Linked DNA regions of Homo sapiens: region 2 is linked to region 1. Evidence: chromatin loops called from intact Hi-C (ENCODE). Cell type or tissue: heart right ventricle. All regions are shown on one strand. Links, peaks and the distances in the headings refer to the core of each region. The heading gives the core; the rest is flanking DNA.

Region 1 (5,389 bases), core at 186-5,185:
CTCACGGTGGCATTTTTCTTTATAGTAGAGAAATAGTTCTCTGCAATTATGCCCTTATGAAAAATGGGAAAATAAAAAGGTAGACTTGAAGGGATGATGGCAGAGAGCATATTTCTTTGTGGAAGTGAAGTTTACATCAGTACATCTACTATGAAAGTCACCTGCCTTGGTCCCCTGATGGGACTGGAAATGCTGCAGGGTATGAATCGCCTACTCGATCCTTGTAGGGTTCTCTCTTTCAATGCATAACCAAATTTTCTTTCCATTATAGTATTTTTTTAAAATACTTGCGTTACCAAGACTTGAATTATAAAGGCAATTGATTCAACGGGGATAAAGATGCTTTGTGCTTCAGGGTTTCAGCCTGGCAATAACTGCATTATTTTCCCTTCAGGAATATCAACAGTAGAGATATTTTTATAGCTATAAAAGAACAGCTATAAAAACCTGACATCACTGAGTAATTCAGCTTTGATCAGATGGAACTTATATGCAGAGGTAATGACCTTTCCTTTTCTATTCCCACTGACACTATTCTTGGCACAAAGATGCCCATCCATTCTTTTCATCTTTATTACTTGATGAAAAAAGCTCAAAGCCACTAAAACAGAATTGACTTATAGCTACCTAGTCCAGTGGCTTTCCCTTAGCTGGGGTTGTTTGTTCCAAATACCGAGTATAACATTGCTAATATAGCTCCCAGTAATTCAAATCACTGCCCCCACGGGTATTGACAAGTAGCATAATGAAAATTTGTATGTAGAAGTAATACATGCTTTTTAAATTGTTTTCAAGTTCTCCAATGAAATTACTAAGGAAGGAAGGAAGGAGGAAGGGAGGGATGGAGAGAGGGGAGAGGAGGGAAGGGAAGGGAGAAAGGGACAAAGGGAAGGATGGGGAGGGGGAGAGGGAGGGAAGGAAGGGAGGGAGGCAGGGAAGCGGGGGAGGGAGGGAGGGAGGAAAGGAAGGAATGAAGGAAGGAAGGAAGGAAGGAAGAAAGGGAGGACCCTGCGTTCATTTACGAAGACTGCCTTAAAAAAGTATTACAAACTGGGAGGCTTAAACACCACCACCAAAATTTATATATATTTTATATAAATGTATACATATATATGTATTTTTTTATGGTTCTGGAGGCTTAAAGTTCAAGATCAAAGTGTGTCAGCCAGTTTGGTTCCTTCTGAGAGCTGTGAAGGAAGTGCGTCCAGAGTTTGTTCCTGCCGGTGGGTTCGTGGTCTCACTGACATCAAGAATGAAGCCACAGACCTTCATGGTGAGTGTTACAGCTCTTAAAGGTGGCACAGACCCAAAGAGTGAGCAGCAGCAAGATTTATCCTGAAACGTGAAAAAACAAAGCTTCCCCACTGTGGTAGGGCACCCGAGCTGGTTGCTGATGCCGGCTGGGGTGGCCAGTTTTTATTCCCTTATTTGTCCCCGTCCATGTCCTGCTCATTGGTCCATTTTACAGAGTGCTGATTGGTCCATTTTACAGGGTGCTGATCGGCCCATTTTACAGAGTGCTGATTGGTCAATTTTACAAACCTCTAGCTAGCCACAGAGCACTGATTGGTGCATTTTTACAGAGTACTGATTGGCGCATTTTACAAACCTCTAGCTAGCCACAGAGCGCTGATTGGTGCGTTTTTACAAAGCACTGATTGGTGCATTTTACAAACCTCTTGTAAGACAGAAAAATTCTTCAAGTCCCCACCCGACCCAGAAGTCCAGCTGCCTTCACCTCTCAGGAGGATCTATTCCAGGCTTTTCTCCTTGGCTAGTACGTGGCTGTCTTCTCCCTGTTTCTTCACATCTCCTTCCCACATTTTCTCAAAAGGACACCAGTCATATTGGATTAGGGCTCACACTAATGACCTCATTTTACCTTAATTTCCTGTTTAAAAACTCTGTCTCCAAAAATAGTCACACTCTGAGGTACTGGGAGTTAAAACTTCAACATATGAATTTTTGTGGGGGACACAATTCACCTTCTGAGAGCCCGCCTTCCCCCACCAATTCAGAGGCAATAGGGAAACCTTCAAAGAATAAGCAGAAATGAAATCACTCACTTAAATCCAGAGTGAACCACTCTGAATATTCTGACATTTTTTTCTTCCCAGTTTCATTGTTTGTAACATGCAGTGCTGGTTTCCTAACATGGTTGAAATCATATTATATTATAATATAATTAATATAAAATGAGCAGTTTGTGGTTATTACAGGTTTAAATGTTTATAGCATCTGTTCCAACTTTAGGAATCAGTAAAATATGCCTTATAAGAAGAGTTTTATCATCGGATCTTATTTTTGCCATCAATTTATCTATGTAACAAGTGGTTTATTTATTCATTGGATGTCTGAAATGATTTAAGAATGAGATTCTGTTTTTTCTAAACTGGTAAACTCCAATATCTTTGTCATTGTATGCATTTATTTTTGGTCATATGTCTGCTTAGACTCTTTACTTCCTTCATGAATATTTGAATTTATGGGTCTATAATTGGACATATTATTCATTGCCATTTTCAAATTTAATATCATTTATTAACATGGTATTCATAATCATTTTTATTAGGTTGGTGCAAAAGAAATTGCAGTATTTTGCCATTAAAAGTAATGGCATTAAAAGTAATATATTCTTTTTTTACCCTTTCTCAGTTTATATGGCTCATTTGATATTTTTCTGTATTTGCTTATTAGATTTATCAACAATCAGTCTACTTTGTTAGGATTTTTAGGGATGTTGTCATGACATTCATCTTTTTGTATTTATTTATTTTTGGAGATACAGTCTTGGTCTATCCCCCAGGTTGGAGTGCAGTGGTGTGATCTTGGCTCACTGCAACCTCTGCCTCCTGGGTTCAAGGGTTTCTCCTGCCTCAGCCTCCCAAGTAGCTGGGATCACAGGTGCCTGCCATTACACCCAGCTATTTTTGTGTTTTTAGTAGAGATGGGGTTTTGCCACGTTGGCCATGCTGGTCTCGAACTCCTGACCTCAGGTGATCTGACTGCCTTGGCCTCCCAAAGTGCTGGGATTACAGGTATGAGTCACTGTGGCCGGCTGATATTTATCATTTCGACTGTTTCTGTGTCTTTGTCTAAATTTGTTTCTTCTTTTATTTTTATTTCTTTTAATTTTTCTTGACTTTTTTATTATTTGAAAATTCTAACTGAATTCACAAGTGCCTAATTTTCCTGAAGAAATGCATCTTAAGTATTATACTGTTAACTACCCCTGGTTTTTATAGTGAAATGCCCTATTTTAATTTATTGCTATTAAATATTCTGTCCTTGTATCCCTAATTAACTCCTTAAACAATAACTTAAGCAGGAGACTGGGATTTTCTCTTTTTTCCTTGAAATTCTTTGGGCTAATCTTTGAAAAAGCAACTTAACAGTAGGCTGATATTTCAAGATGGGTTGCTGGGTGGCTATGCACGGTCAGGTCGTGGCGGGTCAAGCCGAGGGTGCTGTCCACAACATACAGTTTTGGGTGAAAGGAGCTTTGTGAATAGTATCCCTTGGACTTGTGCTGTGCACAGTCTGCGAGAAGTTGTTTGAGGATCCAACAGACAAGGTTCATGCCTTATACCTCAGTAATTCCCATCCCAGAATTTTATCTTGAGAATTATGTAGAAGAAAAAAACTGCATTAACTATTATCCATGATGGTAAACAATTACGAACAGTGACCATATTTTAGATTTTAGTATCCACAATTAGAAATAACCAAAAGTTTTATAAATTTCTATATCAGGTACCTCAAATAGACAAGCTGTTACACATTCATTAATAATGACAACATTAAAAAAGCAGAGAAAATATCCTAACTATATTGTTAAGCCAAGAATTACAAATTATTATATCCATTCTGATTGTAACCTTTATATCAATATTTAGTCACATAAACAAAAATGAGGAAATATTAAAAACCAAAAATAATTATAGATTTTTTTATTTGGTCAGACATTCTTAAATTTTACAGATACGTACAATTTTTTTCTGATCTAATCAAAGGAAAAGAGGCATGGTTCCTTGAAAATTAACATTTGGTGCTTTTAGAAGTCAGAGCATTATTCTTTTGACTGAAATGTGCTTTTTTGAAAGGGCGTTTCAAGCATAATAGGTGCTCTACACAGACTTGCTGTAGAAGAAGTGGCTGTGTTCTCCTTTGTCACAGGTTGCCCCAGCCTCCTCCTGTCACTTGGCATCTTTGTATGCCTATGAATTTTCCAAGAGCCAGTACGTGAAGCCTCCCTGACCAGTTAACCACAATCACCAACTGTGCAGGCAATTTTCCCCTCTTATTGGCGGTGATAATCCCTGAGAAGGCTGGTTTTCATAGAGGGAAGTAGAAATCCGCAGTGGGTGGTTTTCAGTCATTTCGACAGCACCTCACAGAGCTGGCCTCTCTTTCTGAAGCACAGCAGGCAAATTGCTCAGTTGTCAGTCCACACGTGAGGACTTGCCATTTTTCAGAATTTCCCTCAAAAGCTTACCTAATTGATGATAAAGCCATGGGCTGCCTTTGACCACATTAAGAACATTAAAACAATGTAATCGAGTTATTGGGTTTCATGTAGATGTCATTTAAATTCAATTGTGTTTTATTTCAAGAATCCAGTTTGCATGTAATTGTAGCTTTAGGGAATTATAAAACAGATTTTCCGGAGAGGATCTGGGTAGATTCTCATTTCTTATCCCAAGACCAGTACCCTTGTTAATGTCAGTCCCCTGAAAAGAATAAAAATTTTATGTGTAAAGAGACAAGATAAACAGAAAATGTTTAATTCCACACTACAGTGCAGATATTGGTGATATTTCGGCCAGGACATATCTGAAGAATAAATATAAACATTTGATTCTAGGCTGATTTATTCCTCTGAAAAACAAACACACCACAAATGATAAATCAGAAACACAATGTCCTGACTCCTTTAAAAGCCCCAAACCTGTTATTTAGAAATGATTGGGTGCTCTATAGACTGATTTCAAGTGAACTCAGAAAATAATCATTTGAAAGAACAGTTTTTCAATTTACAAATTTGATGGAGTTGGTTGCCTCATGTAACCCCTGAGTTGTCTCTCTTTCATGGTTTTCACTGATTTCATACTTAATGTTTGTTATTACAATGGAAACATTTGGCCAGATACAATCTAGAGACTTTGCATGGCTTTTAATGAGAAGAAGCATACCTTAAATCTATGTGAATAAGGCTTTCAGAAGTGTTTGCAAGGCCTGAACATTTCCAAAGCACTATACCCAATCCTCATGCCCTTGACCTTAAGGGCTAGAGATGCACTAGAATTGGGAGAACCAATGAGGGCAGACCTCATCAGAGAGGCTGTTTTCAGGAGCAGAATCAGGTCACAGAGTTTAGACTTGGGGTCAA
Region 2 (5,389 bases), core at 61-5,060, 340 kb after region 1:
TCAATTCCTCACCTTGAAGATAGGAATAATAATACCTACTCTGCTAAAATGTTATGGATGTTAGAGATAAATTATATAAAATGCCTGGCACATTCCAGGTGGTCAAAAAATGGTAGCTATTAACATATTTTTATTAGAGATAATGCATTTGAAGCACCAAGATCAATGTCTGGCACAGGGGAGATATTAATAAATTCCCATTACTTCCCTTAGAGGTGAGAAGGGCAGTTTGTTGATTACCATTACTTGAGAAGGGTTCAGAACTCCACTTCCTCCAACGATTCTCCTCATCTGAAATTTCCACTCCCATTCGACAGGTCATGGAAAAACTTTTCCAAATTGGGTTTTGAGGGAAAATATTTCAAAGATCTGAATATGTATTAGAAACACACACATGCACATACACACACACACACACACACACACACACACACGCTCATATGCAAACAACCAAGCACCATTTTCCAAACGTATGTGACCATAGAACACTTTCCTCTATAGAGCCAAACTCAGTTGGAGAAAAGGCAGATTCAGGTTTTCTTTGCAATAAGTCCCTGTTAACATTCAGACATCTTATCCAAGAAGAGATAAAACTTGAATATCTTACCATTAACTTTTTTTTTTTTTTGAGATGGAGTTTCACTCTTGTTGCCCAGGCTGGAGTGCAATGGCGTGATCTCAGCTCACCACAACCTCCGCCTCCTAGGTTCAAGCGATTCTCCTGTCTCAGCCTCCCGAGTAGCTGGGATTACAGGCATGTGCCAACACGCTTGGCTAATTTTGTATTTTTTTAGTAGAGACAGGGTTTCTCCATGTTGGTCAGGCTGCTCTCAAACTCCCGACCTCAGGCAATCCACGCGCCTTGGCCTCCCAGAGTGCTAGGATTACAGGCATGAGCCACCGTGCCTGGCCTATTACCATTATTAGTGGTGATAATATTTATAATTCAGCGTCCTCTCTATGACAGAATGTCAGATGCATCATCTCATTTAATTGATGTTCATTAAGATCTCAAGATAGTAGTAGTCATCTTACATAACACCACTTGCCAGGAACTCCTCCAACCACTTTACATAATCCATTAATTATTGAAACAATACTATGAGGTAGGTGCCATTATTATCCCCATATTAAAGGTGAGGAAATGAATACACCAAGAGGTTAAGCGACTTGCCAAGGTGACAACATCTGAGTGGCTAAAGTGTCAAGCCCAGGCAGCCTGGCTCTTCAGCCCATGCTCTTCACTACTGCACCATCCATCCATCCCTGCGGGGACCCCTTGCTGAGTGTGCAGAGTGAGGCACAGAGATGGAATAGAGAGACGTTTCAAAGGAGAATAGAAAGAGGTTCATGAAAAACGTGATGAATCCTGAGGCCATTCTCTGAGACTCTTCTGAACAAAACATTTCTGGGCAAACCCAAAACATGATATAACCACTTCCGGAGGGTTGGTTATTATGTGGCAGAGAATAGAGTGCACAGTGAGCCAGTCTCGCAGGCAGAGGGCCCTGGGCAACCCACGAGCAAATGTTTTATTAGACAATCCTAAGCAAAAGAAGTTTTGTGTTTTTTTCCTGGCTGAACTGAACTCCTAGTTTGACATGATGGATCCTTTTGAGTCTAGCCATGGAACTAGTCTCGGCAACAGTGGGTTGCCATCTGGGCCCCAAAGAGATCAACAGCTTGCTGACAAAGCTTTCCTTAACTGGACTAACCTTGCCCAGAGAGCAGAGCCCACCTGCTGCTCATTGCCCTCATGAGCCACATCTTCATTAAACCAATTCTAGGTCCGTTTCACCTGCTTTTCAAAAATTTAACAAATGAGCTTTGGTAGCACCTTCAACCAATATACAAAGCCACAGACGCAGTCCTATGTGTGGCCAAATATTTTAGACCACCAAATCAGCTCAGTGGAGTTGAAGCCTGCTGTCATGTGTTATTGACACTGACAGCACCTGCAGATGGCTTTGTTTGTCCTCCCACGGGCAGCAGTCACACTAATATAACATGGAGGACTTTATTGCTTTTCCAGTATGCTAGCTTGTCTTCTCAGGGAAGGGAGGATTTATAGGAGCTCGAGAGCCCTGCACCCTAAGATCCTTGCCACAATCACTCAGCAGGTGCCAATGCTCTAAAACCAACAGGACACCAGCTCAGGTAACGAATGCCCAGCCCGGAGGCCTTGAGACCTCTCCCTGAAATAGTTTGCCTCATTATGGTCCAACAAATGACAAACTATCATACAACCACAAGAAGGGATTCATGGGAAAGGAGTGTAGCAGCTTCAGATAATGTTTTGATATAAGAAAATTTAAAATAGCAGTATTCAGAATGGCCATATACTCTGGATTCAACTATGCAAAAATATTTTTGCAAGTGGAACCTAGTAGGAACACAATAGGAAAAAATCCATTATTTTACTCGTATGTTAGAAAAAGAATTTTTTAATTATTTCACACTTTTAAATGTTATCAGTTTGGCCAACATCGTATAAGATTTCGAACATAAAAGAATTATAATATCCATTATAGCTTTTGTAAAGGAAGAAAATTGATAGCCATTGATTATGTATGACATGTCAGGGGAGGTACATGAAATATTGCAATTAACCCTCACGACAAAATTACAAAGTTAGATAGTATCATCTCCTTCCTTCAGATAACACTAAATAACTTGCTAGTAGTTGACTACAGTAGACTGTGATATGGTTCCAAATCTTTCCTTCCTCCCCAGTAATAGGATCATCTGTCTATACTCTTTGCCATGTAAATTTGCAGTGCCCCTTTGACTATGGGTTTAGCTATGTGTCTTGTTTTGGCTGATGGGATGTTAGCAGATGGGATGCAAACAGAGGCTTAGAATGTGCTTTTGCAGTTGGACTTGCTCTCTTGCCCCTCTGCCATCACCAGTCTAGCCTTCTGGTCCCAAAAAGACACACAAAACAGAGCCACCCCCACTGAGCCATGCCTAGATCAATCTATCCCACACCCAACAAACCCCCAGGCTGCCCCACCGACACGTGAGATAAACTAGTCCTTACTGTTGTATGCCACTGAAATTTTGTGATTGGTTACCACCTAGCACTAGGTTCTGGCCAAGGTTAACTGAAAAGTGACTAAGTTAGAAGTCGAACCCAGACCTCAAAATTCATAGTCTATTTTTCTGGGTAATACAATCAAAGTCTAAAACTTTTTCAAAATCACACTTGATATACGGGCAATCAGGCTGAACCAAATGACATATTGAACAAGTTAGTCTTTTTCATGCTTCTTGCTTTCCCACTGTAACCTCCCACACCTAAATATTCAAATTAGGCTGGTCCATGCCCTACAAATGACAGTAAAGTCTATTAAACCTGTTCCAATACAAGTCTGGCTGTGGTCTTCAAAAATCAGGCTGAATGTGGTTGAGAATAAATTTAACATAATAATGGCTTCTGTTAGATAAACAGAATCATAGTTGTTGAAAATCTGGCAGGAAAATGGTAAAATAGGGAAATAGCTAAATAAATTGCAATGCATCCAAACAACAGAATATCATTTATCTATTTTATATATAAAAACTAAATATGTATATGTATATTTGCTTAGTTTTGCATGAGCATAGAGGAAAGTATGAAAGAATACACACCAACTGTGACATTGGTTGCCTCATAGTGGGTGAAGACCACAATCCTGGGTGAGAGTTTATGAGCATTTACTTTATAAATCTTTATGTTGTTTCACTGTTACAACAATTTTATATAAAACTTTTCAACCATTGTTTCTTTTTCTTTTTTTTTCTTTTTTTTTTTTTTTTTTTGAGACAGAGTCTCACTCTGTCGCCCAGGATGGAGTGCAGTGGCGCCATCTCGGCTCACTGCAAGCTCCACCTCCTGGGTTCACGCCATTCTCCTGCCTCAGCCTCCCAAGTAGCTAGGACTGCAGGTGCCCACCAACATGCCCAGCTAATTTTTTGTATTTTCAGTAGAGACAGGTTTCACCGTGTTAGCCAGGATGGTCTCGACCTCCTGACCTCGTGATCCACCCGCCTCGGCCTCCCAAAGTGCTGGGGTTACAGGTGTGAGCCACTGCACCTGGCCAACCATTGTTTCTCTAAATATTTATTCTCCTCCTTTCTCTCTCTCCTTTCTTTCTGATACTCCCATTATGTCTATGTTGATGTATTTGATGGTCTCCCACATTTTTTTTCTGAGGTTCTGTTCATTTTTCTTCATTCTTTTTTCCCTCTTTTCTTCATCTTGCATAGCCTCTATCAATCTATTTTCAAGTTTGTTAATTTTTTTTCTCACTACTTCAAATCCACTGTTGAGCCACTCTGGTAAATGTTTTATTTCAGTTATGTAATTTTCAACCCCAGAATTTCCATTTGGCTCTGTTTTGTAATTTCTGTTTGTTAACATTCTCTATTTGATGCCACATTGTCATCCTACCTTCCTTCTTTAATCACAGTTTCCTTTAGTTCTGTGAACGTATTTGTATAATGGCTATCTTAAAGTATTTTGTTACTGAATATGATATCCGGTTATTCTCACGAGCAGTTTCTATTGCCTTCTTTGCTCCAGTGTATGCTGTTTCTTTATATGGCTTACAATATTTTTTTGAGACTGAACATTTTAGATAATATATTGTAGCAGTGCTGGGTACTGGCATTCCCATCTAAGACGTGTGTTTGTTATTTGCTTGTTTATTTTTCAGTGATTAGATTTTAGTGAAGTCTATTTCTCCCATCCCCTACTCCCTACCCCTACTCCATAGTGTTAAGCCTCTGATGTTGCTCCTTAGGGAGGTACAGATTTGGGTATGGCCACAGTCACCCTGAGTGGGATGAACCGTATTGGTTCAGTTCTCTTTCTTTCCCCATTGACTCCTAGCTGTTTAACTCTGCTAATTGCCTGCTGAACATTCTGTTGTTTTCAACAATTCCCTGGGGCATAAATTTCTTTATAAATTAATCCAATCAAATTGTGACTCCTTTAGAGACACAGTTCCTGAGGTTCATGTTTAAGATTTGTTCTGACCCCAACAGGATTTCTCCCAGCTGTTTTATTCTCCAGTTCTCTCCTGCAGACAAGCTGGCCTACCATGTAGACAGTATTGTCCTAAGACCTAGACTCATGAATCAATTGCCTTTCACCAGAGAGGGCCCTTAGGTTTGAACTTCTCCACTCTCTATTGCAAATGCAGTCAGTTCCTTTGGGAAGAGATTAGGAGCTACCTGTTGTATGGCCTGCTTCTCCCCCAGGCAAAATCTCTGAGACAGCTCTGGAGCTGGAGGTGAGGATGATGACAAACTTCCTTCTGCTCTAGCTGAGTGATCAGTGGAGTTGGGGGGTCAAGGGTGTGACATCAGACTGGGGTCTTCTTGGCTTACCGCTTCTGATATGGAA

The links. Hi-C counts contacts between places; a loop is a spot of excess contacts. Peaks named below come from ENCODE experiments on the same cell type or tissue, not always from the same donor. Only the 100,000 strongest peaks of a DNase experiment are listed, where the experiment ranks them.
Region 2: a loop joins it to region 1, with 3.0 times the contacts of the local background. A loop is called at or near these places in 2 of 110 quality-filtered maps.

The regions. Positions count from the first base shown.
Region 1 is chr15:91,651,936-91,657,324 of GRCh38, reverse strand. No RefSeq gene overlaps it. Among named protein-coding and RNA genes, the nearest start is that of CRAT37, 190 kb to the right of the region's middle. In heart right ventricle, for the core only: no CTCF peak of the experiment used is centred there; no DNase peak of the experiment used is centred there.
Region 2 is chr15:91,312,396-91,317,784 of GRCh38, reverse strand. No RefSeq gene overlaps it. Among named protein-coding and RNA genes, the nearest start is that of CRAT37, 150 kb to the left of the region's middle. In heart right ventricle, for the core only: no CTCF peak of the experiment used is centred there; no DNase peak of the experiment used is centred there; H3K27me3 peaks cover 427 bases.